6 separate regions of the Homo sapiens genome follow, and regions 2, 3, 4, 5 and 6 are each linked to region 1. The links are chromatin contacts, found by Hi-C or POLR2A ChIA-PET in ENCODE. All regions are on one chromosome and are shown on one strand. The core of a region is the stretch at or near the end of the contact, and the rest is flanking DNA. Distances in the headings are between cores, read along the strand shown.

What was found. A loop is a pair of places that touch in the nucleus more often than their neighbours do. ChIA-PET counts read pairs that join two places held with the same protein, here RNA polymerase II (POLR2A). Pooled maps may share reads with other maps.
Region 2: a loop to region 1 is called in a map of CD8-positive, alpha-beta T cell, with 5 times the contacts of the local background. The contact joins the promoter of CROCC here to the promoter of CASP9 in region 1. A Hi-C loop is called at or near these places in 4 of 168 maps with a recorded cell type or tissue (CD4-positive, alpha-beta T cell, CD8-positive, alpha-beta T cell and naive thymus-derived CD4-positive, alpha-beta T cell), 6 of 37 single-sample maps with no recorded cell type and 27 of 50 pooled maps. POLR2A ChIA-PET finds 5 or more read pairs at or near these places in 2 of 52 experiments (CD4-positive, alpha-beta T cell and activated B cell).
Region 3: a map of naive thymus-derived CD4-positive, alpha-beta T cell shows a loop between it and region 1 (13-fold over the local background). The contact joins the promoter of RCC2 here to the promoter of CASP9 in region 1. A Hi-C loop is called at or near these places in 3 of 168 maps with a recorded cell type or tissue (CD4-positive, alpha-beta memory T cell and naive thymus-derived CD4-positive, alpha-beta T cell), 7 of 37 single-sample maps with no recorded cell type and 18 of 50 pooled maps.
Region 4: a map with no recorded cell type shows a loop between it and region 1 (10-fold over the local background). The contact joins the enhancer-like site here to the promoter of CASP9 in region 1. A Hi-C loop is called at or near these places in 2 of 37 single-sample maps with no recorded cell type and 13 of 50 pooled maps.
Region 5: a loop to region 1 is called in a pooled map, with 8 times the contacts of the local background. The contact joins the enhancer-like site here to the promoter of CASP9 in region 1. A Hi-C loop is called at or near these places in 7 of 37 single-sample maps with no recorded cell type and 10 of 50 pooled maps.
Region 6: a loop to region 1 is called in a map of CD8-positive, alpha-beta T cell, with 14 times the contacts of the local background. The contact joins the promoter of SDHB here to the promoter of CASP9 in region 1. A Hi-C loop is called at or near these places in 4 of 168 maps with a recorded cell type or tissue (CD4-positive, alpha-beta memory T cell, CD8-positive, alpha-beta T cell, naive thymus-derived CD4-positive, alpha-beta T cell and 1 more), 3 of 37 single-sample maps with no recorded cell type and 17 of 50 pooled maps.

What each region holds. Positions count from the first base shown.
Region 1 is chr1:15,521,966-15,525,487 of GRCh38, forward strand. CASP9 (caspase 9) reads right to left here and starts at 2,250. Exons shown (of 9, transcript NM_001229.5): 1 at 2,104-2,250. The coding sequence starts at 2,235. RefSeq lists silencers at 2,220-2,609, 2,890-3,329.
Region 2 is chr1:16,920,158-16,923,368 of GRCh38, forward strand. It overlaps CROCC (ciliary rootlet coiled-coil, rootletin), which reads left to right and starts at 1,774. Exons shown (of 37, transcript NM_014675.5): 1 at 1,774-1,921; 2 at 2,506-2,641. The coding sequence starts at 1,862. RefSeq lists enhancers at 416-1,188, 1,189-1,960, 1,961-2,732, 2,733-3,211.
Region 3 is chr1:17,437,510-17,440,928 of GRCh38, forward strand. It overlaps RCC2 (regulator of chromosome condensation 2), which reads right to left and starts at 2,168. Exons shown (of 13, transcript NM_018715.4): 1 at 2,036-2,168; 2 at 721-1,013. The coding sequence starts at 1,005. LOC124903862 (a long non-coding RNA gene) reads right to left here. Exons shown (of 2, transcript XR_007065508.1): 2 at 2,627-3,419. RefSeq lists silencers at 849-948, 2,268-2,407.
Region 4 is chr1:13,753,474-13,756,988 of GRCh38, forward strand. The region is part of intron 6 of PRDM2 (PR/SET domain 2); the gene reads left to right. Among named protein-coding and RNA genes, the nearest start is that of PRDM2, 55 kb to the left of the region's middle. Within about 2 kb of position 1,491, at least 5 of the 41 ENCODE cell types and tissues checked have a DNase peak (open chromatin) inside an H3K27ac peak, as active enhancers do.
Region 5 is chr1:13,729,477-13,732,819 of GRCh38, forward strand. PRDM2 (PR/SET domain 2) reads left to right here. Exons shown (of 10, transcript NM_001393986.1): 3 at 1,524-1,641; 4 at 3,303-3,343. Among named protein-coding and RNA genes, the nearest start is that of PRDM2, 31 kb to the left of the region's middle. RefSeq lists enhancers at 1,295-1,604, 1,665-1,724, 1,945-2,034. Within about 2 kb of position 1,580, at least 17 of the 41 ENCODE cell types and tissues checked have a DNase peak (open chromatin) inside an H3K27ac peak, as active enhancers do.
Region 6 is chr1:17,052,518-17,055,910 of GRCh38, forward strand. It overlaps SDHB (succinate dehydrogenase complex iron sulfur subunit B), which reads right to left and starts at 1,515. Exons shown (of 8, transcript NM_003000.3): 1 at 1,431-1,515. The coding sequence starts at 1,502. RefSeq lists enhancers at 1,395-1,454, 2,005-2,054.

The DNA of each region.
Region 1 (3,522 bases), core at 1,000-3,499:
TGCCACTGAGAAGGTAAGTCTCACTAGCAGAACAGTTGGCTACATGCAAATAGATGGTGGTGTTTAGGTTTCTCTCCACATTTGCTGAACACTCCAGGAGGTCAACACTGTGTTAAATGCATTGTTTCATCTTTTTCTCCCTCAATAACTTTATAGAGTTAAATTAGAACTTCCCAACTTTTTAGGGTAAAAAATTTCAGGGAAACTGAGTCATAGGGTTTTTCTGTTTGTTTGGCTCATTGGTTGTGGTTTTTTACAACTTGCTAATATGTAACAAGGCCAGGATGAGAGCCCAGATCCAACTGGTTCCAAAACCTGCCTGTTTTTCAGCCATACTGAATGGCAAAATGGCAACCTGTGGTTCCCACAAGGTTCTTAAAAAATTTCTGAATTTGTTGCTAACATTTTAAGCCAGGGAATTTGACAGAGGAATCAAGATTTTCAGCTTCTTTTTTAAGATGTGAAAGCTGGGCCGGGTACAGTGGCTCACACCTGTAATCCCAACACTGAGGCAGGAGAATCACTTGAGGCCAAGAGTTTGAGACTCATCTAGGCAACATAGCAAGACTCCTATCTGTACAAAAAAAAAATTTTTTTTAATTAGCCAGGCATGGTGGCATGTGCCTAAAGTCCCAGCTGCTCTAAAGGCTGAGGCAGGAAGACCACTTAAGCCCAGGAGGTCAAGGTCGCAGTGAGCCATGATCTCATCCCTGCACTCCAGGCTGGGCAAGAGTGAGACCCTGCCTCAAAATAAGTGTAAGATGTGGCAATACTGGGCCATTTGTTGATATGGCCATACTCAGCTGGAGACGGAGGGCAGTGCAAAGGCTATCCACTATGACGCCCATCCATTGGTCCTCCATGGGCATTTGAGTTTGTGATCCCCGTGAACATTCCTGAAGGCAAGGACTGTGGCCTCAAACCATTACTGTTCCCCAGTAGGGGCCACACAGAAGGCACAAAACTTATTTTATTATTAATGAATAATTACTCATATGATACTCAATTATTTAAAGACTCTTTCCCTGGGCCAGGGCACTGGCCAGGGATATCCAGCCAGCCACTCACACCTACTGCACCTCATGGTAGGAAATATCTCCTGCATCCTCACAGGCCTGTGATGAGGGTCAAATGAGACAAAGATGGGAAAGTGCTTTTAAACAAAACCTCAAATGTTTGACTTCATTATTCTCCATTCTGCATCAGGTCCCCTCATTTCCAAAACCTCTTAACAAAACATAAACTGAACACAGAAGGGGCTGGCCAAAGAGGGCAGGGTACGCTGATCCCCCGCTCTGTGCCTAGCACTACAGTTTCACATCCGTTATTTCATTTAGTCCTTATGACAGTATTATTCTTATTCCCATTTCACAGCCCAGAAACTGTGGCTCAAAGAGGGTAAGTGACTGGCCCAAGAACACGCTGCCAGGCAGCCTGATGCCAAAGTGGGTTCCCGAAACCTCTATGCTAGAAAAGTAAAAACGCACACGCCTCCTTCCTCGCAAGTATTAACGTAAATTAAAATGGAGACCAACCATGAAGAATTCCTGAGCAGACAAAACCAATCAGGTATCCTAAGTGACCTAAATCTTGCTTAAACTGCAAACATAAGCAAAATTTAACTTGGGTCATATCTGATAAATGCTTATGTTAGAGAGAAATAAAACTTAAGACCAGCCAAAAGCAGTCAATTAACAGACCTTAAAAAAAAAAGGCAATTTTGTAACTGCAAACCAATCAAATAATTTCTTTATTTTGCTTCCACATTTTCCCAATAAATACTTGCCTCTGACGTTTTGTCATTGCAACACTAAAGCTCTTTCAGTCTGATGTTCTCCAATTCATGAATTGTTTCTTATTCAAAGTTCTCAAGATGTGTCTCACATTTTTCCTTTACACAAGAAACACAAGCACTAACAGTGTACGCTGACTGAGTATGGCATGGAATCGCTTTAGCGAACACCCGACTAAGAGGTGTTTGGGATTCTTTGGCTCCGCTGAGGGGTTTGAAGCCACAGGGAAGGCTAGGCTCCCGCACAACGCCTCCTCGAGGGGCGTGGGGACCCGGCCGTGCAGCGCGGGGACAGGGGGCCGGGGGCGCACCTGGATGTCCTCGATCATATGGGGCCTGAACAGCTCGCGGCTCAGCAGGGCGTCCCAGAGCTGGTCCACCTGCAGCTCTTCCACCAGCCGCAGCCGGCACCGCCGCAGGAGCCGCCGATCCGCTTCGTCCATGGCGAGTAGCCAACTAAGACTCCAGGCCGCCTCAGTCCGCTTCCGGGCCTCGGCCGCCCGCCCCAGTCCCCAGGACCCGCCCCCGCCCCAGGGCCTGCCCCCGCGTCACGGCCCCGGGTCAGTCTTCGCTCCCCACCGCCTCCGGACGCATCTCCAAGGCCTCGCCCCGCCCCCAGGAGTCGCTCTTGCGTCACCGCCCCGCCCTCAGGACGCACCTCTGCGCCTCGCCCCGCCCCCAGGGCCAAGCCTCCCATCACCGCGCCGCCCCAGAACACGCTCCGCGTCACCGCCCCGCCCCAGAACCCGCCCCACGTCACCGCCCCGCTCCAGAATCCACCACTGCGTCCCCGCCCCAGAACCCGCCCCGTATCCCCGCACTGACCTCACGTCACCGCCCCGCCCCCGCGTTACCGTCCCGCCCGCAGGACGCATCTCCAACGCCTCGCCCCGCCCCAAGGATTCGCTCTTGCGTCACCGCCTCGCCTTCAGGACGCCTCCGCGCCTCGCCCTGTCCCCAGGGTCAATTCTGGGGTCACCGCCTGTCCCCAGAACCTGCCACCGCGTCACCGCCCACTCCCCGGGACGCATCTAGAAGGTCTCGCCCCGCCCCCAGGATTCGCTCTGCGTCATCGCCCCGCCCTCAGGACGCACCTCAGCGCCTCGCGCCGACCCCAGAATCCATTCCGCGCCACCGCCCCGCCCCCAGGATTCAACCCACGCCCCCACCCCGCCCCCAAGGTCAATCTTGCGCCACCGCCCCGCCCCCAAGGGCTAGCCTCGTGCCACCGCCCCGCCTCCAAGAGCCAATCCCCTCCCCTCGCTCCACCCTCAGAATCGTCCTTGCGTCACCGCTCAGCCTCAGACTCCAGTTCGCACTCTCGCCCCGCCCCCAAAGTCAATCCTCACCCCCAGGATCCATCCTTCTGTCACCGCCCCGCCCCAAGGCGGCACCTCCGCGACTCGCCCCGCCCCCAGGGCCCCGCCCCGCCCCCGCATCACCTCCCCACTCCGGGCGCAGGTGCCCTTTTGCAATTCTGGCACCAGTTCCTGGTCCACCGCGGGCCCTTCGCCAGAATTCACTATAGCCCCGCTTTTACAGAGATCCGGAGGGAGTCGTCACACTTCCAGCAAGAGGGAAACCATGAGTGGAGCCGTGATCTGTCCCGCCCATTCAACCTCCTCCGGGGCATGGCTTCCCCTTAGCCCCCTCCTCCACCCCAAGTAAAACCATAAGCTCCCCTCACCGCCCTTGTGCCCAGATCGCAGTTGACTGTTCCAAACTCGAGT
Region 2 (3,211 bases), core at 524-3,023, 1.4 Mb after region 1:
AACCTCTGCCTCCCAGGTTCAAGCGATTCTCCTGACTCAGCCTCCCAGGTAGCTGGGACTACAGGTGTGCACCACCATGCCTAGCTAATTTTTGTATTTTTAATAGAGACGGGGTTTCACCATGTAGGCCAGGATGGTCTTAATCTCTTGACCTCCTGATCCGCCTGCCTCAGCATCCCAAAGTGCTGGGATTACAGGCCAATTCTTGTATTTTTAGTAGAGATGGGGTTTCACTATGTTGGCCAGGCTGGTCTCAAACTCCTGACCTCAAGTGATCTGCCCGCCTCAGCCTCCCAAAGTGCTGGAATTAGAGGCTTGAGCCACTGCACCTGGCCTGGTTTAGTCTCCTTTTAGAGATGAGAAAACTGAGGCTCAGGGAGGTAACCTGTTCAAGGTCTTACTGTCTTGAACACCATAGTTGCAAGTGACAGAGCTGAGTCTCACATGCAACCTCAGACCTGATACTGACTCCAGAGCTGTGCGCCTAAGCACTAGAGCACATAGCCTCCTTGCCCCAGGGAAAGAACAATGGGAGGTGGTGGGTGACCTCTGGGTCTCAGGGCCCTGGGATATAGGGACTGTGCCTTTTTTTTTTTTTTTTTTGAGACAAAGTTCCACTCTTGTTGCCCAGGCTGGAGTGCAATGGCGCGATCTTGGCTCACTGCAACCTCTGCCTCCTGAGTTCAATCGATTCTCCTGCCTCAGCCTCCCAAGTAGCTGGGATTACAGGTGTGCACCACCACACCCGGCTAATTTTTGTATTTTTGGTAGAGACGGGGTTTCACCATATTGGTCAGGCTGATCTTGAACTCCTGACCTCAGGTGATCCACCCGCTTTGTCCTCCCAAAATGCCGAGATTACAGGCATGAGTGCCTGCGCCTGGCTGGGACTGTACCTTCTGGATTTTCAAATGAATGAAATGAGTATTTCTTGAGTGTTGGCCACGTGACCCCCCAGCACCATGTCATGTGCTGGGTATGCACACACGATACTGTTTCATCCCCGGACGGCTCCGAGAGATGAGTACCAATATTATCACATCTTACGTAAGAGGACACTGAGTCTCAGAGAGGCAAAGTCAGTGTCCCTGGTGCACCCAGCTAGTGGGGGCTGGGGTGGGTGTGAAGGGGCCAGAAGCTTCCCAATAAGTGCCTGAAGGGCAAGGCTAGGGCATTTGTAGTTCGAGGCTCTACCACTGTGTCTAGGTCAGACCTAGGAATGCCGCAGGTGTTGCATAAATGCTCATCAGTCCAGGCTGGACCGCTCATGCCCAACTAAGTGCCAAGCCTGGCCTGGGTGATCTCACAGCCTGCATTCTTTGCCCTACACCTGTTGTGGGAAAACATACTCCCAGCATGCTGTAAATCCTCTCATTCTTAGCTAACCATGTGACTCCCGTTCTGGGCCAGAAAGATGGTCACAAATACTTAGGACTCTGGCCTTTCCCGCCGCATGGCTACTGACCCCACCCCCTGGGCTTGGAGGGCTCTAGGACCCAGCAACCTGCGCAGGGTGAAGAGTGTGTGAGGTCCTGACCTCCAGGTGTCTCCCCTGTTTCCTCCTCCCATTCCCTCTTCTCTCTCCTCCCTCCTTTTCTCTCCCTTCTCCTCCCCTCTCTTCATCCTTCCTCTTCCTTTGGCTCCCTGCCTCTGCTTCCCTCCTCTCCTGTCCTTTCCCATCCCCTCCCTCCTCAGCCCACATCCTGCTCCTCCCACCGCGGTGGTCACATGGGGGCGCCGCCGGATTTAAGCTTAATCTGCCTGGTGCTCAGCACAGCATCCTGGCTGTGGCGCGTGCTGACTGAGCTAGTCTTGGGGTCCTGGAGAAGGGGGCTGGAGGCATGCCCACAGCCTCCCCCCCATGAGCTTGGGGCTGGCGGGGGCACAGGAGGTGGAGCTGACACTAGAGACGGTTATCCAGGTGGGTCCTGGGGGCTGTGCCCACCCTGTCTGGGGCGGGGCAGCGTGGACTTAACAGGAGTGGTGAGAGGTGTGTGCGTCTTGGGGATCAAGGGGTGGGAGAGGTGTGGTGGTGGTGGGGTATACAGGGGCCCCCCGCTTGCAGTTCCTGGCAAGATGGGGGGCAGAGGTACACACAGGGTGCACCTGCTGTGGCTCCCTCATCCCAGTGCCCTGGGTTGGGAGAAGGGGGTCTCTACTGCCAGATTTTAGGGCTTGGGGGACCTCTGGCATAGCCAGATCCTCATCCATCTAGGGTCGGAACCGGATTGGGGCCCCCAACACTGGACTGCCTCCAGTGGGGTTTGGGAGTTACCCGTAGGGTTTGGTTCTCATCTCTGGCCCTGGGCCTTCTTCCTGGGGCAGTGAGCACACAAGAGGCTCTTTGCATGGGGATTTTTTGGATTCTAACTCCCAGGCTTCACTCCATCTTGAGGGGGCTCCTGGGGACCTGTATCTTGGGCAGTAGGATTCTGTGGCTCTCCCCACGAGGCCAGGGAGCCCCGGGTCCCATGTCCCCTGAAGACCCTCTCGCTTTTCCCACAGACACTGGAGAGCAGCGTCCTGTGCCAGGAGAAAGGCTTGGGCGCGCGGGACCTGGCCCAGGACGCTCAGATCACCAGCCTGCCTGCCCTTATCAGGGAGATTGTCACCCGCAACCTCTCCCAGCCTGAGAGCCCAGGTGCCACCCCCATCCGCTCCCCTCCACAAACACCACCCACATTTTACCTCTTCTCATGTCCCTTTCCTGAGCAGTCACCATGATGATCATGACTGTAACTCACTGTGGGGCAGGCACAGCTTTATGACAGAAGAACCCATTTTACAGATGAGGAAACAGAGGCTCAGGGATGTAATTTGTCCAGACTTATTCCGCATGTGGTGCAACTAGAAGGAAGGGCCGAGCATCTCCTGCGTGCTTGCCTGTAGCCTGCTGCAGAGATGTGAACCCCAAATCCCGTATTCCCACCCGGGGAAGGTGTGAGCTGGCTGAACCCAAGATACAGGAAGAGGGCAGCTCAGCTCAGACCAGGGTTTTGCGGAAGTCTGAGTGGATGGCGCCGTCCATCCGTTTCCCACGTGGGCAGGAAGGCGGATGGTCCCTGCTCCTCTCAGTGGGTGGCGCACACGGTGTAGTTATGTGGCTTGAGGATCTGGGAAAGGCACACTCAGTTGCAGCTGGTGTGCTGGCGTGTGGCGTTTTGGTGCTCTAACCATTGTCTGTGTTCAACTCCCAAGCTACAGACGGGCC
Region 3 (3,419 bases), core at 918-3,417, 1.9 Mb after region 1:
GAAAACAGAAGCCCGCCCAGGACCCTAGGAGATGCTTCTTCACTTGGGGGGGCTACAACAGAGCCCTCGCGAGCATCCTGCAGCTTCGGACCACCGGCGGCAAACAAAGCCCGAGCACCGCTCAGCCGGGGGGCTTCCCCGACCTCGGGGGAGGGCTCTGCGGAGCATGCGCGGCGGCCGTCAGGCCCCGCCCCCCCCGGGCGCCGGAGCCGAGGCGGCGGGAACCTCAAAGCCCCGGCGCAAACGGCCGCTCCCCGCAGAGCGCCGGCCGCCCCCTCCCCGCGGCGCCCGGGCGCAGCGGCGGCCACGGACGTGTGGGGCCCGCTGGCCGCCCCCTCTTCCAGGCCGGGCGAACTTACCGAGGTCCCCTTTCCCGGGGCGGGGGGGGAGGGGCGCAGAGGGAGCTGTGGGGGCGGGGCCATGACCCCCTCGTGCGGGCTTCGGCCGCCCCTCCCCCGCCGCGGGCCCGGGCGCGCGCCCCAACCGCCAACCGCCCGCGCGGTGCCCGGGGTCGGGTAGGCCGCGGGCCGCGCGCCCCGTACCGAGCCCTTTTGTTGCGCGGAGGCGGAGGCAATGATTCAGCCCGCGGCCTGCGCCGGCCCGGCCGCCGGGAGGGAGCGTGACGCGAGGCGGCCCCCGGCTGGAACGCGCGCCGTGCCGCGTCGCTGAGCCCGCCGGCCCCGGCCCTGCGCCCACCCGTCTACCCTGACCCTCACTCACGACGCGCTCCTTGGTGTGCTCGGGTTCGGTGATGACCACGGCCGCGCCGCCCGCCTTGCCTGCTGTCGCCGGCCGCGCCGCGCGCTTGCCCCCGCCGGGGGCCCCGTCGAGCTCCAGGCCGTCCTCGTCGCCGCTGCTGCCGCCGCCGCTGCTGCTACTGCAGCGCTCGGGCCGCTCGCGCTTCCTGCCCGCCGGGCCGCCGCGTTTCCTGGGCCCGGCGCGGGCAGTGCCGTTGCCCGAGCTCGGCTCCTCCCAGGCCGCCGCCGCCGCCTTCTTCCTGGGCATGGTCGCGGCTGGAGGGAGACACGGGGCAGCGGCGCACAATGGACGGGTTATAAACTGCGCGGGGGGAGGGGAGCGGAGACGAGCCACCCGGCCTCCACTTCCTCCTCTGCCCTCCCCAAAGTGGCGGCCGCAGGGTGGGCGGAGAGGGGGCGAGTTGGGAGAGGAAATCGCGCCCCTCCCTGGCCCCGGCGCGGCTCCTTCGGGGAATCCCGCAGGGCAGCCGGGAGCCCCAGAGGCAATCCCCTGGAGGGAGAATTGAGACCCCCGGCCTATCCGTAAGTTAGGTTTGCCCACAAAGCATCACAGTTGCAACCTCGCCCCCCAAAAGTAAAGGGAAAGTAAAACCAGCCTCCAGTCCCCTAGATTTTCATTAAAGAAGGCTTCGGGACACTTCCAGGATTCCCCCTTGGCACCTGGGTGGTAAGGGAGCCCCTGCTCCCCGGCTACCCCACCTGCTGCTTTTGTCTCCGCAGTCTCCCCCCAAACCCACTCATGGCATTTAATGCAACGCTCTCCCCCACCCCGCATCAGCCCTGGACCCCCGTTCGGCCCCAGCTCAGGGGTGCCGACCTCGGGCTCTAGTTAGCCGAATCCCTACGGCGGACTGCCCCCGGCGACGGGGGAAGAGCCCGAAGAAAGCTGGACCCCAGCCCCAAACACCTGCTCGCACAGACACGAAAAATAAAAACTTTAATGGTGCCCAACTCTCTCCCAGCCCCCTTGCCGGCCGTGCGGCCCGGCCGGTCTCCGATTCGACTGCAAAGTGTCCAGGGCCGCCGCCAGCTCCCCGGCGTCCCTGCGCTCTCCCCTGTCTGCTTTTTTTTTTTTTTTTAATTGATTTTGAACAATGGGATCTCTGTCTGTCTCCGATTAAACCACGTGGATCCGCCTTCCTTCCTCTTTTTATTCCTTCAATCACCCAGCCCCCCTCCCCCAGGTTTTTTTTTAACCTTTTCTCTTTAAAAAAAGGAAAAAAAAAAAAACTTTCCCAGACCCCACAAACTGATCACTGTCGATTTTCAGACCCTACCTGGTTGGAGTGATGAGAAACCGGAGAGAAAAAAGGAAGAGAAGCAACTAAAAGACGGATCGGAGGGCTTTTTTTTTTCCGGCCCAGACGAGGGCTCCAGCCCACTCACCAGATACACTTAAAATGTAAATACGAGCTTCCAGAACAAATGCTACAACACAAAACAGAAACACATGTGCGGCCGCGCGGCAAGCGAGCGCGCGGCGGGGCGGGAGGCGCGGGGCGCGGGGCGCGCGCGCCCCCTGCCGGCCGGCGGACCCGTTGCCGGCGCCCCCGCCCCGCCCGGCCTGGCCCTGCCCTGCCCACCCGAGCCTGCGCCGCGCGCCGCGCGCCTCGCCGCCCGCCTCGGCTCCGCTGCTCCTGCGCCTTTCGCGGGCCCGCGAGCGCGCTTTGGGCCTTCCACGCAGTGCGGCCTGCGCGTCAGGGACTTCTTTGCGGCTTAGGAGGATGTTGGATTGTTTTTCCTGGGCACGTCTAGACAGGTCACATGAGGACACTCGCTGGAAAATAGTTACTTCGCTCACGCAGCAGCCAACAAGGGACGTGCCCTAATTGAGTGATTGGAATGAAAGATGAATACAATTTGAATAATTTTTTCCTGTGCAGAGAGAAGCTGAGTTTTATTTGCCTGTGGATGTGTCCTCAGTATGTAACAAGGTGCTGTGACACGGAAGAATCACATAAAGGTTTGCTGTATTAGTGAATTAATTCATAATTAATTTGAGGGCCGTGGAGGCACTGGAAGCTGGCTTTGAGGGGAACTTTTTCATTTTTTGCCAAATATTTACTGAGCCCCCGGTACATGCAAGACCCACAGTGCCCGGGGCTGCAGAGCCAGTGAACAAGGTTTCCACCCCAGTGGAACGCACAGCCTAACGGAAAGACAGATCAGTAAACAAGTAATTACAACAGTGGTAAGCTTTACAAAGTGATGCCTGTGTAGGAACATTATGGCGAGGGGATTTATCCTAGTCCAGGGCCAGGGAAGGCATTCAGGTGGAAAGTTATGCTGAACAACTTAAAGGATGAATAAGACCCGATGAAAGGGGGCAGGAAAAGTATTCCAGGCCAGGTGGAGTGAACGGGACGCTCCACATTTCGAGATCTTGAGAGACACCTCCTGGGAGGGAAGCTGTCTGGTGGGGCTGGGGTGAGAAGAGCCAAGAGGCTGGGTTCTGAGGAGGTAGGCAGGGGTGCGAGGGCCTGCATAGACCCTAGTGAACCGCAGTGAGGCTTGATCTCGTTCGCGTGTCCTGGGACGGGTGAAAAAAGCCTTGCTTGCTTCCTACCGGTCTCCACCCTCCACCTCTCCACCCCACTTCCATTACGATCTCACCGTCACTTGCTCTCCTCTCAAAGCTTTTCTCCTGCTTCTTTTTTCCTG
Region 4 (3,515 bases), core at 241-2,740, 1.8 Mb before region 1:
GTTTAAATTAAAAACCTTGGTACTGTGACGACACTCAAGTTTTTTGAAATTGTACATATTTGAAATTCTTCTCTAAAGGTGCGAAATAACAAGCCTTTAGAAACTTAAAATATAGGGAGGTAAGACAGCCACATGCAAAGATAACTCAGTCTAAGGTAGTCTAAAAAAAGTGCAACACGGATGGTATAGGCAGTAAGGACTATTGACCCTCCCTAAGAGAAGGAAAAAGGGATGCTGAGCTGGGCTGGGCTGGCTAGGGAGCCTTTATGTAGAAAGAGTGGCAGGATGGGGATGTTTCAGAAGAGAGAGAGGAAGGAGGAGGACATCAAGAGGAACCTTGGGGACTGAGAAGTTGTGACTGTGTGGATGGTCTTCCCTTCTGTTACTTAACAAGTATTCCTTGCATCTGTGTCAGGCACTATTCTGGGTGCTGGAGTTTCAGCAAAGAACTAAAATGACAAGGGTCCCTGTTCACATGGAATCACATTCTGGAGAGTGGGGAGTACAGGCCAACAGATGAAGTAGGTAAACCTTGTCATGTCAGTAGTGTTTTGCAGGGTGGGTGGAGGAGGTATGGCCTGACTGTAGGTGGGAGATCAGGGGTGACCATTCTGAGGTTGTGACATAAGTGACACAGGAAGTTCTAGGGGCTGAGGTCTCCAGGAAGAGGGACCTAGTTCTATTAGCAGTTCTACTCATGTAGAAACCTACATGAGTATTTTTGGATTATGAAACTCAGTTCTGCAAATGGACATATATTGGCCCTTTTTCTGCCAGGCGCTGCACCAAGTGGCTGGGTTGGTTGGTGGGGGAGATGAGAGAGATGACTACAGCAGGCAGCATCCTCCTCCAGTGCGGAGTCTCCAGTCCGTTTCATGACAGCCACGCACAGGTCAGACTTAGTGGGTGTTCTGGTTGATGTGGGAGAGAAGGAAAAGGACACTTTCCAAAATTGGATAACTTGTCCAAGATCACCCTACCAATGAGTGTCACAGTCAGAATTTGAACCAGTTTTCCCATGCCTTTTCTTCTACATAATGTGGAGCTTTTTGTCCACTCCTACATGCAGTTGACAACAACAGAAGTGACAGCATTGGTTCCATTTAAAGTTGAACTTAGAGAATACATTTAATAAAAGCAGAGAGTGGACGGGCTTCCGTGGAGTTTGATCTCCTAACCTTTCGTAGCAGCCAGCAGCTCTGTTTCAGGCTCTAAGCTGAATGACAGAGGCCTGGCTGTGGTGTCTGAGGATGATGGTAGATGGGCCCTATGCCTACTGGGTGCCTGGTGGGCAGGTCCTGTGCCCACTGACTTATAGGGCACTGGCCTGTGGTTCCTGTTTGCAGGTGCTGGAGCAGGATGTGGAGTGCTTGGACATGGCAGTATTCCTGTGTCTGGCTTTTTGCTGGCAAGCTTGTGGCATGAGACACAAATGAGCTGTTTCTGGGTTGGTCAGTCTTGGAGGGGCCTGTCTCTGCTGTAGCTTTCTGGCTGCCTCCTAGCTGAGGGTGCCTTTGCTGAGCATTGAATGTCCCGTCTCTGGTGGTTGCCTGCCAGGATGAACTCTGCTGCTGTTATGGTGGCGGTCTGTTTTTAAAAGCTCAGTACGGTTTTAATTAGTAGTTTTTCAACAGTAGGAGTTCGGGAATTATAAAAAATTTGCAGTTCTGCTGCTGCTACTGAATTGCTCCAAATTTAGATGAAAATGTTGGTCAGTATTTTCGTTTTGTGCCTTTGATTCTTATGTCTATCCTTGTTTACAGGGAAATTATGTGGATTAACGTAAATTTTTCAAAGCATTTTGCAAATTTTTTAGCTGTATTTTAGTGGGTGGATTTGCAAAAATCCTAACATATGCCATGATTAAAAAGTTTTAAATATCATAATTGAGTGTATTGGGAACCATGCTGTGCCCTATTTTTAGGTGGTTATTTTGGTTCTCTTGTCCATATGTAAATTGGAAGGTAAGACTTGCCTAATACAGAAATAAAGTTCGATTATGATTAAATTTTCTAAACTATATAAAAGAGGTAACAAGATCCTTATAGTTAGTTCAAAATACTTTAGTTGATTTTTACAAATCCACTTATAATTTGAAAGTAAAAAACCTAATTTCCTGTGTTTTCCTTAAATATGAACACTAGGTTATTTTTCTAAATGATGAATTTTTATTGTTTTTTTTTAAACTCGTTCAGTGTTTTTTTTTCCCTAGACAATTTCATGTTCCAGTTTACAGATAGCTGTTACGACATTCAAACCTAATGTTCGTGGGAGCATTATAGAGAGGAGGGTGTAGTTATTTTATTTTTCAATAAAATAACTTTTAAAGTTTATTTATTTTGTAGAGACAGGGTCTTTCTGTGTTGCCCAGGTTGGACTCGAACTCCTGAGCTCAAGCTGTCTCCCTGCCTTAGCCTCCCTAATAGCTGGTATTACAGGCTTGTACAGGGTGTAGCTTTGTATTTAAAGTTGCCTCTAAAGAATTGAGGAATTGGAGGCTGGGCGCAATGGCTCACACCTGTAATCCCAGCGCTTTGGGAGGCTGAGGCGGGTGGATCACAAGGTCAGGAGATCGAGACCATCCTGGCTAACATGGTGAAACCCTGTCTCTTCTAAAAAAAAAAAAAAAATACAAAAAAATTAGCTGGGCGTGGTGGCGGGCGCCTGTAGTCCCAGCTACTCCGGAGGCTGAGGCAGGAGAATGGCGTGAACCCGGGAGGCAGAGCTTGTAGTGAGCCGAGATTGCGCCACAGCACTCCAGCCTGGGCAACAGAGCGAGACTCCTTCTCAAAAAAAAAAAAAAAAAGAATTGAGGGCTTGGATAAATATCCCAAGAACACCATTGTGGAGGTTAAAAATAGACTTTTCTTTTAGTTAAATGTTGTATGGTGAACTGAAGCTGAAGTTTCAGGTAGACTGGCATGGTACTTTGTTGGCATTCAGATGGCTTGTTTATATTTCACATGCTGCCAAGTACAGGCCTGAAGTTTTATTTTGACCATCCATCTGGCTCAGAGTGTTTTATTAATATTCCTAATTTGGTTGAAATAGTTTAGAGGAGCTGAATGACATGGAGAAACAAAAGTTACTTGAAAATGCTATTCTCTAAGTGAAAAAGAGAAATACTGCAAGTAGCTGTTTTTCTTTTTGCCACCCAGATTAAACCAGTTTTCATACATTACAAGAGTTCTTGGATGAATTCATTTATTACAATGTATTTTGATGTGGACATATGTCATGACTTGACACTTATTTGCACATCATGTCATTATGCCATGAATTGCTCACTTCTGTTGATGGTGACAATGACAGCAGTTACACTCGTTTCTAGCATTATGTTGGTTGCTCTGTGTATACCATAGCTAATCCTCCCAATAATCCTGCGAAGTTGAGATCCATATCCTCATTTGTAGAAGAGGAAACTGATGCTCCGAGGGGTTATGTGCTTTGGCCGAGTTCACACAGGTCCTAAATAAAAGGCTCTGTCTGTCTAAATCCAGTTTTTATGCATGATG
Region 5 (3,343 bases), core at 330-2,829, 1.8 Mb before region 1:
GCCAATGCCAACTACCAGTGTAATACCTTTTCCCTCTTTGGAAATAAATTGTTCACATTTCCAAAAATCCAGCTTATAGATTAAGAATTTAAAAATGGGGACACTATATTTAGAAGTGAAAAATGTCTATGGTTAATTTATTCACACTTTAGCTAATTAAAAATACCATAAGACCATTTTCTGGGGCTAATTGGCTATCTTATGTTTTGGAAAATGTTTCAGGGATATTGTTGGGACAAAGGTGTAAATCAAGCAGGAACAAAGCATTTGTGTGTCTGAAATGGAGGCTCAGTTGGCTCGGCTCTGCACGAGAGACAAACCTGTCTCTAGATGCCCTCTCTTGGGCTCTCGAGCTTGAAGCAGGCCAGAGAGTAGATGACCATGTTTATAATGACTGTGAGATTTATTTCTCTTGAAGTAGACTGTTGATAATTAATAAGCCAAAAATTGAAATGCTGAGAGTATGCCAGTTTGGATGATATTCTTTTCTTGGTACATATATTCTTGAAGACGACAAGAGCTTCCTGGTTGTGGGAAAAATTAATCTTTTTTGTTTGGGGTTTACTTTTGCCTGTGTTGGTTCATTTAAAAGTCCTGGAGAAGTGTTTCCCTGTGCAGTGAAATGAAACACACTCAGACTACAAAGCCTATCATTCTTAGCAGTGCCGTGATGTGCACATCAGCTCCGTAGGATATATGGTGTACTGGTTACTAGACCCTTGGTGTTCCTTTGATTTGAAAGTTAATGAGAAAATAACAGTCATATTCTCCCAGTTGGCTCAAATCTCTCCCTTCCTTACATACATATCTAATAGTAATCTTTTCTTAAGATTATGATGAATTCCAGCCTAAACTTTGATAAATAATTTAAAAAAATTCTCTGTTTCTTAGCAACTCTGTGATATCCTGGTGACTTTGCTGTTTAGTGACTTGGTAAACAGTGGTAAATTACTGTTTCCTGGAAAGGTGGCACTTGCAGTAAGGGACCACAATAAGTTGTCGTGTTTTGGGGTGGAATATTCAAGCCCCATCCAGTTAGGGGTTGTTGCTGGAGGGCAACATGGATGGGGCAGGGTTGGAGGGCCCCAGTAGCCTTTGTGGTGTGTGCTGAAAGCATTCATTGAAGTGGGCAGTGTTGGTTTTTATTTTTTAAATGTGCTAAGGTACTGATGGTAGCCTTTGATTTAGAAGTAAGCTTATGCTATATTTTGCTGCCAGATTCTATTTGTGTTTAAAGCAGTATGGTGGCAGAGATTATCATATTTTGGAAATGGCCACAGGTGGCTGGAACAAAATAGAGTAACACAGACATGCTTGAAGGTTGCAGTGGTTTCCTTTGGACAGTTACAAACAAGCATCAAAGCAGCTCCTCAAATGCTTGACATCATCGTTTTGGTCTGTCTTGCCAGCTTCAGGTTTCGGTTACATTTTTGCATACTTGCTTATTGAACCAGAAAAAAAAAAAAACCCATGATTTGAGTTTTCTTTCTTTTGCTGTGATCCTTCCATTTCTTGACTTGCAGAACACTACTGAGCCTGTGGCGGCCACCGAGACCCTGGCTGAGGTACCCGAACATGTGCTGCGAGGACTTCCGGAGGAAGTGAGGCTTTTCCCTTCTGCTGTTGACAAGACCCGGATTGGTGAGTGCTCCTCCTGTCACGGAGCAAGTCAGGCAGTAAAGAGCAGGTGGCAGTGAGGCTTCCTGCAGGGGCATGTCAGGTAGGGAGCGCACCATAAAAGCAGCAATTTACCCTTGACTTAGAAGATTATATGGTGTTGATGCATTTTCTAGTCAAGAATCCAGGTTGGACATGGGTTGTAAAAATAAAACCAGGAACACACAAACAGACACACACACAAACACACACACACACACGTAGGTCCCATCCCTCTTGCCTGAGTGTCCTCCTCCTCTGAGTCTCCCTGCTGAGCCTCACCCCACAGAACGTGTTGTTCCCTTCTCTCTGATTTCACCATGAGGAGCATGATTGTACCATTATATTCACTTCATTGTTTTGTAATATTTTTACACTTGGCTCTGTTATTGCTTGTGAGTGCCTTTATTTCTTATGTATCTTTGTGCCTCCAGTACCAGATACTTTGTGGACCCTCAGTAGATACTTGAATGAATGACATGCTGTGAGTGTATCTAAATTCTTCTGGCTGGGATTTCTCCTTGAACACAAACCAGGCGCGTGTGTGTTTGGTTTTTATGTGGCCTAATCTTTAGACAGAAGCTAAGGAAGTAAATTGTAAAACTTTAGTCAAAATACAGTCTTGGAATATATCATATTTATATCCCTGTTTCTTTTTTTTAGATGTACTTCCGATATCCCAATTTATATGTACATATGTATGAAAAAATTTTAATACATGCTTTTAAAAATTCTCATTGGAAACTTATTCATTGAGCAGTTTGAACATATTGTTCAAATGAAAGTGGTTGATTTTATAGCTCAACTGATTGTTGACTTACATAGCGGACTTACAGAGAAGTGGAATTTGTACATCCTAGCAGGATAGGACTGGCCCAGCCTTTACCCCCCATTCTGTATATGAGGAAACTGAAGCCAAAAGGTGAGGGAACCGATCTAAAGTGATGCTGTTGACTGCTGGGCCAGACTCCTGCCATTTTACTGTCTGCTTGCTCATTATATCGCTTTCCGTTATGGTCAGTGCATAGTAAATAGAAACAACCCTAAGAATACTGTGGATGAACAGCTATTTTGGCTGTTAGAAACTCTGAAAAGTGAGCCGTTCCAGTAGCTAAGTTTTCAGGAAGCTTAGTTAGGCAGGAAAGGGTTTTCTACTTTAAAGCAAATGAACTTCAAAACTATTTATTCATAAAACTATATTTCTAACCCTTTATAAGAACAAGTCATGTTCATTAGAGACAATTTGAACTTTATAAACAAGCAGACAGAGGAGTTCAAAAATCAGTTGTAGTTTCACTCCATTCCAATATTTTTTCTCTTCAGTTGTTGTGACTGTGTTATTCAAGTATTTGTGATCCTACTGTACGGGTAGTGTTACATGTAAAACATTTTAAAAGTATATAAAACATTTTTTTCTAATCGTAAAACAATATAGGTTCTTTATAGAACAGAAGAGTATAAAGAAGAAAAATAAAAATCCCCATTGAGGACTTGACTTAATTTAACTTGATCTCAGGCTATTTTAACATTAGCTTGATTTAGGCAGTCTAGCCTTTTAACTGTTTTGTGAAACTTAAGCGATTTTAATGGTTTCAATCTTTAAAATAACCATGATACATTATAAAAATACTGATTTTATTTTCTAGGTGTCTGGGCCACTAAACCAATTTTAAAAGGCAAAAAATTT
Region 6 (3,393 bases), core at 265-2,764, 1.5 Mb after region 1:
AGAAGAGGGGCTTGGAACTCTCTCGTTAGTGGGGCTCTCACAATTTAATTGTTTGCTCAGCAACTATAAAAGGAACAGGTAAACAAGCTCATTATCAATCATCAATTTAATACTGAGAGGATGTCAGCTTGAGGCTCTGGTAGGCTGTCTTCTTCCTCTATCTCCCCTTTTCAGAAAGGCTGATGCAGACAGAGTGGATCCAAGTTCACACACAGCATGCTGGATAGAACCAGGATTGGAACATGGGCAATATGTACTGTGTTATGCAGCCATAGCAGGCACTTAAGATGAAAGATGTCCTCATTTAAGTGCAAGAGAGGAAGAGGAACTAAAATTTCTTGGACACCAACCATGTCCCAAGATCTATGCTAAGGAGTTTTTCTGGTACCATGTTAAAAAACTGCCTCAGGTCTGCTTCTTGGGAATGTGATATTTTGAGCAAGCCAAAAATTTTCTTTCTGGGGGCCTCAAGTTTTCAAAGCTCCAAAAAGGAGGGTAAGGATTCTTGCTTGCCCACCTTAAAGGGGTTGTTGAGAATCCCAGAAGAGGAACAGACTTAGAAAGGATTTGCAAATCCTTAGTCCCTTATGTATACAAAAGCAATTTCCCTTCCCCTTCTAAATGTTCCCACTTAGAAGGCAGGTCAGAAATGTGTTGTTTCTTGGCCATACAAGGGGCGTGGGAAAATCTGTTACTGCACACGGCATAGTAATAAACAAGAACAGCGCCAAGCCCTCTACCTGTCATTCCATGTCAACTCTATGAGGTCCGTATTATTATATGACCTTTAGAGTCAGAAACACTGAGAGGATACTAGTGAAACTGTGGTGACACTGCTTTAAGGAACCCAGTCTTTCCTGCAACCCCCACCACCCACCTCCGGGATCCTTCGAGGTAGGGGGCTGGGTGCATTTCCCTCCATCTCTCCCTTCCCCTGCCCTGTCCCCAACAATTCACATGTCCTTTCCTCACCCATCCCGGTCCTCAACCTCGCACCCTTGAGGAATTACCTCGCTTCCCAATTCCCATCCTTCACACCCCGCAGGTCTCCCTTTTCTACAGAGGCGATAGTTTGGTGGCAGAAAAAGGGCTTGGAACTCCAATGTCTGGATTCAAATTCTGGTTCCAGCAGTCATTCGCTTGCCATGTGACCTTGAGCAATTCAAGTCCCCTTTCTGAACGTCCCCCCCCCCCGCACCCTTAGCTGTAAAAAATTGCCCGTGCCCTAACTCACAAGCTGCTGCGAGGCGCAGAAAGATAACTTGACAGGGATGCTCGAAGCCAAACCAAAGCACTGCACCAGGGGGAGGAGGTCCTCCATCTCCCTGAGGCCTTGCCCTATGCTTCCTCAGTCTCTCCGCAGCCCCATCAGCTCCAGGCAGTCTCTGTGGCTTTCCTGACTTTTCCCTCTCTGAGGCTCCAGGACTCACCTGCAGGCAGGCTCCGCCAAGGGTTGTGGCCGGCAACCGGCGCCTCAAGGAGAGGGCGACCACCGCCGCCATCTTGGCTCCTGACGTCAGCCCCACCCCTTAACCCCGAGGTCGCTCTCCGCCGGTGTCCCGTCGAACATCGCGGCGCCCAGCCTACATCCACTGAGGACCCACTAGCCGCGTACGAGCAACCAAGTGGGAGGCGGCTTCCGGTTTCCCGGGTGGGCGGAGGGAAGGCGGGGCAAGCACAGCGAGCGTGCGCAATAGCGCAGTAGCGGCGCATGCCCATTTGGCTTCCCCCGTGACCTTCTCAGAAAGGGGAGGAGTCTGAGAGGCAGGGCGACTTTCAGGGGGTGGGGCTAAGACTTAGATGGGGCGGAGCCATCCTATCCGGGTCCCTGCCCCGATTTCAACCTCTTTATTCCTGGAATTTTTGTTTGTTTGTTTGAGATGGAGTCTCGCACTGTTTCCCGGGCTGGAGTGCAATGGCGCGATCTTGGCTCACTGCAACCTCCGCCTCCCGGGTTCACGCGATTCTCCTGCCTCAGCCTCCCGAGTAGCTGGGATTACAGGCGCACACCATCACACCCGGCTAATTTTTTGTATTTTTAGTAGAGACGGGGTTTCATCATCTTGGCCAGACTGGTCTTGAACTCCTGACCTCGTGATCCGCCCACCTTGGCCTCCCAAAGTGCTGGAATTACAGGCATGAGCCACTGCGCCCGGCCAATTTTTTTTTTTTTTTTCAGACAGGGTCTCACTCTGTTGCCCAGGCCGGTGTGCAGTCTTGGCTCACTGCAGCCTCGACTTCCCAGGCTCAAGCGATCCTCCCACCTCCAGAGTAGCTGGGACTACAGGCGTGTGAGCCACCATACCCGGGTAGTTTTTTTTTTTTTCTTTTTTTTGAGATGGAGTATCGCTCTGTCTCCCAGGCTGGAGTGCAGTGGCGCGATCTCGGCTGACTGCAACCTCCGCCTCCCGGGTTCAAGCAATTCCCTGCCTCAGCCTCCCGAGTAGCTGGGATTATAGGCGTCCGCCATCATGCCCGGCTAATTTTTTTGTGTTTTTAGTAGAGATGGGGTTTCACCATCTTGGCCAGGCTGGTCTTGAACTCCTGACCTCGTGAGCCACCCACCTCGGCCTCCCAAAGTACTGGAATTACAGGCATGAGCCACCGCGCCCGGCCACCCGGATAATTTTTTTAAAAAATTATTTGTAGAGATGGAGTCTGGCTATGTTGCCCAGGCTGGGCTCAAGCAATCATCCTGCTCCAACTTCCCAAAGTGCTGGGATTACAGGCGTGAGCCACCACACCTAGCCTCCCTAAGAATTTGTCAGTCTTATTATTCATCTCTGACGCTTACTGGCTTGAGTCAGCCCTTTCTGTCGCATACCGTGCAGCTTGCCCGAGGCTGCCCAGGTTTCTGCACTGAGAGTCCCAAACAAACTGGGCAGTTGGTGAATGAGCTGAGGTGATTTCAAGGGTGGCTGGCAAAGGTGCCATTCTTTTGTTCGTTCATTCATTCATTCATAAATACGAATGGAGTGGCTACTATGTGGCAGGCACCAAGTGCTGGGATGCTGCAGGGAATGAGCAAGCCAGGTGGTCACTGCTCATTGAATTTACTCTCTAGTGGTGGAGACGGCAAGTGAGCAGACAGCTAGACACTGTGAGCTCTGTTCTGTACGAGAGGGTGTGCCCAGAGAAGGACACCCAGTCCTTGGTGGCTTTGTTAGCCATTTAATATAAGAAACCATTTCTACTCTGTGCCAAACATTATGGTCCATTATCCCACTTAATCCCCACAGCAGTTCTGTGAAGAAAGTTTTTTGGTTTTGTTTTTTACTGAGTTTCCATTTTAGACATCTCAGCTTCTTTTTCCAGCCCCCTCCATGGATCTGCTCAGAGCTGGCCTCACTCTTGGGACTTACCTTGGGCAGGAGTGGCCTGGAGCCTCCAAGG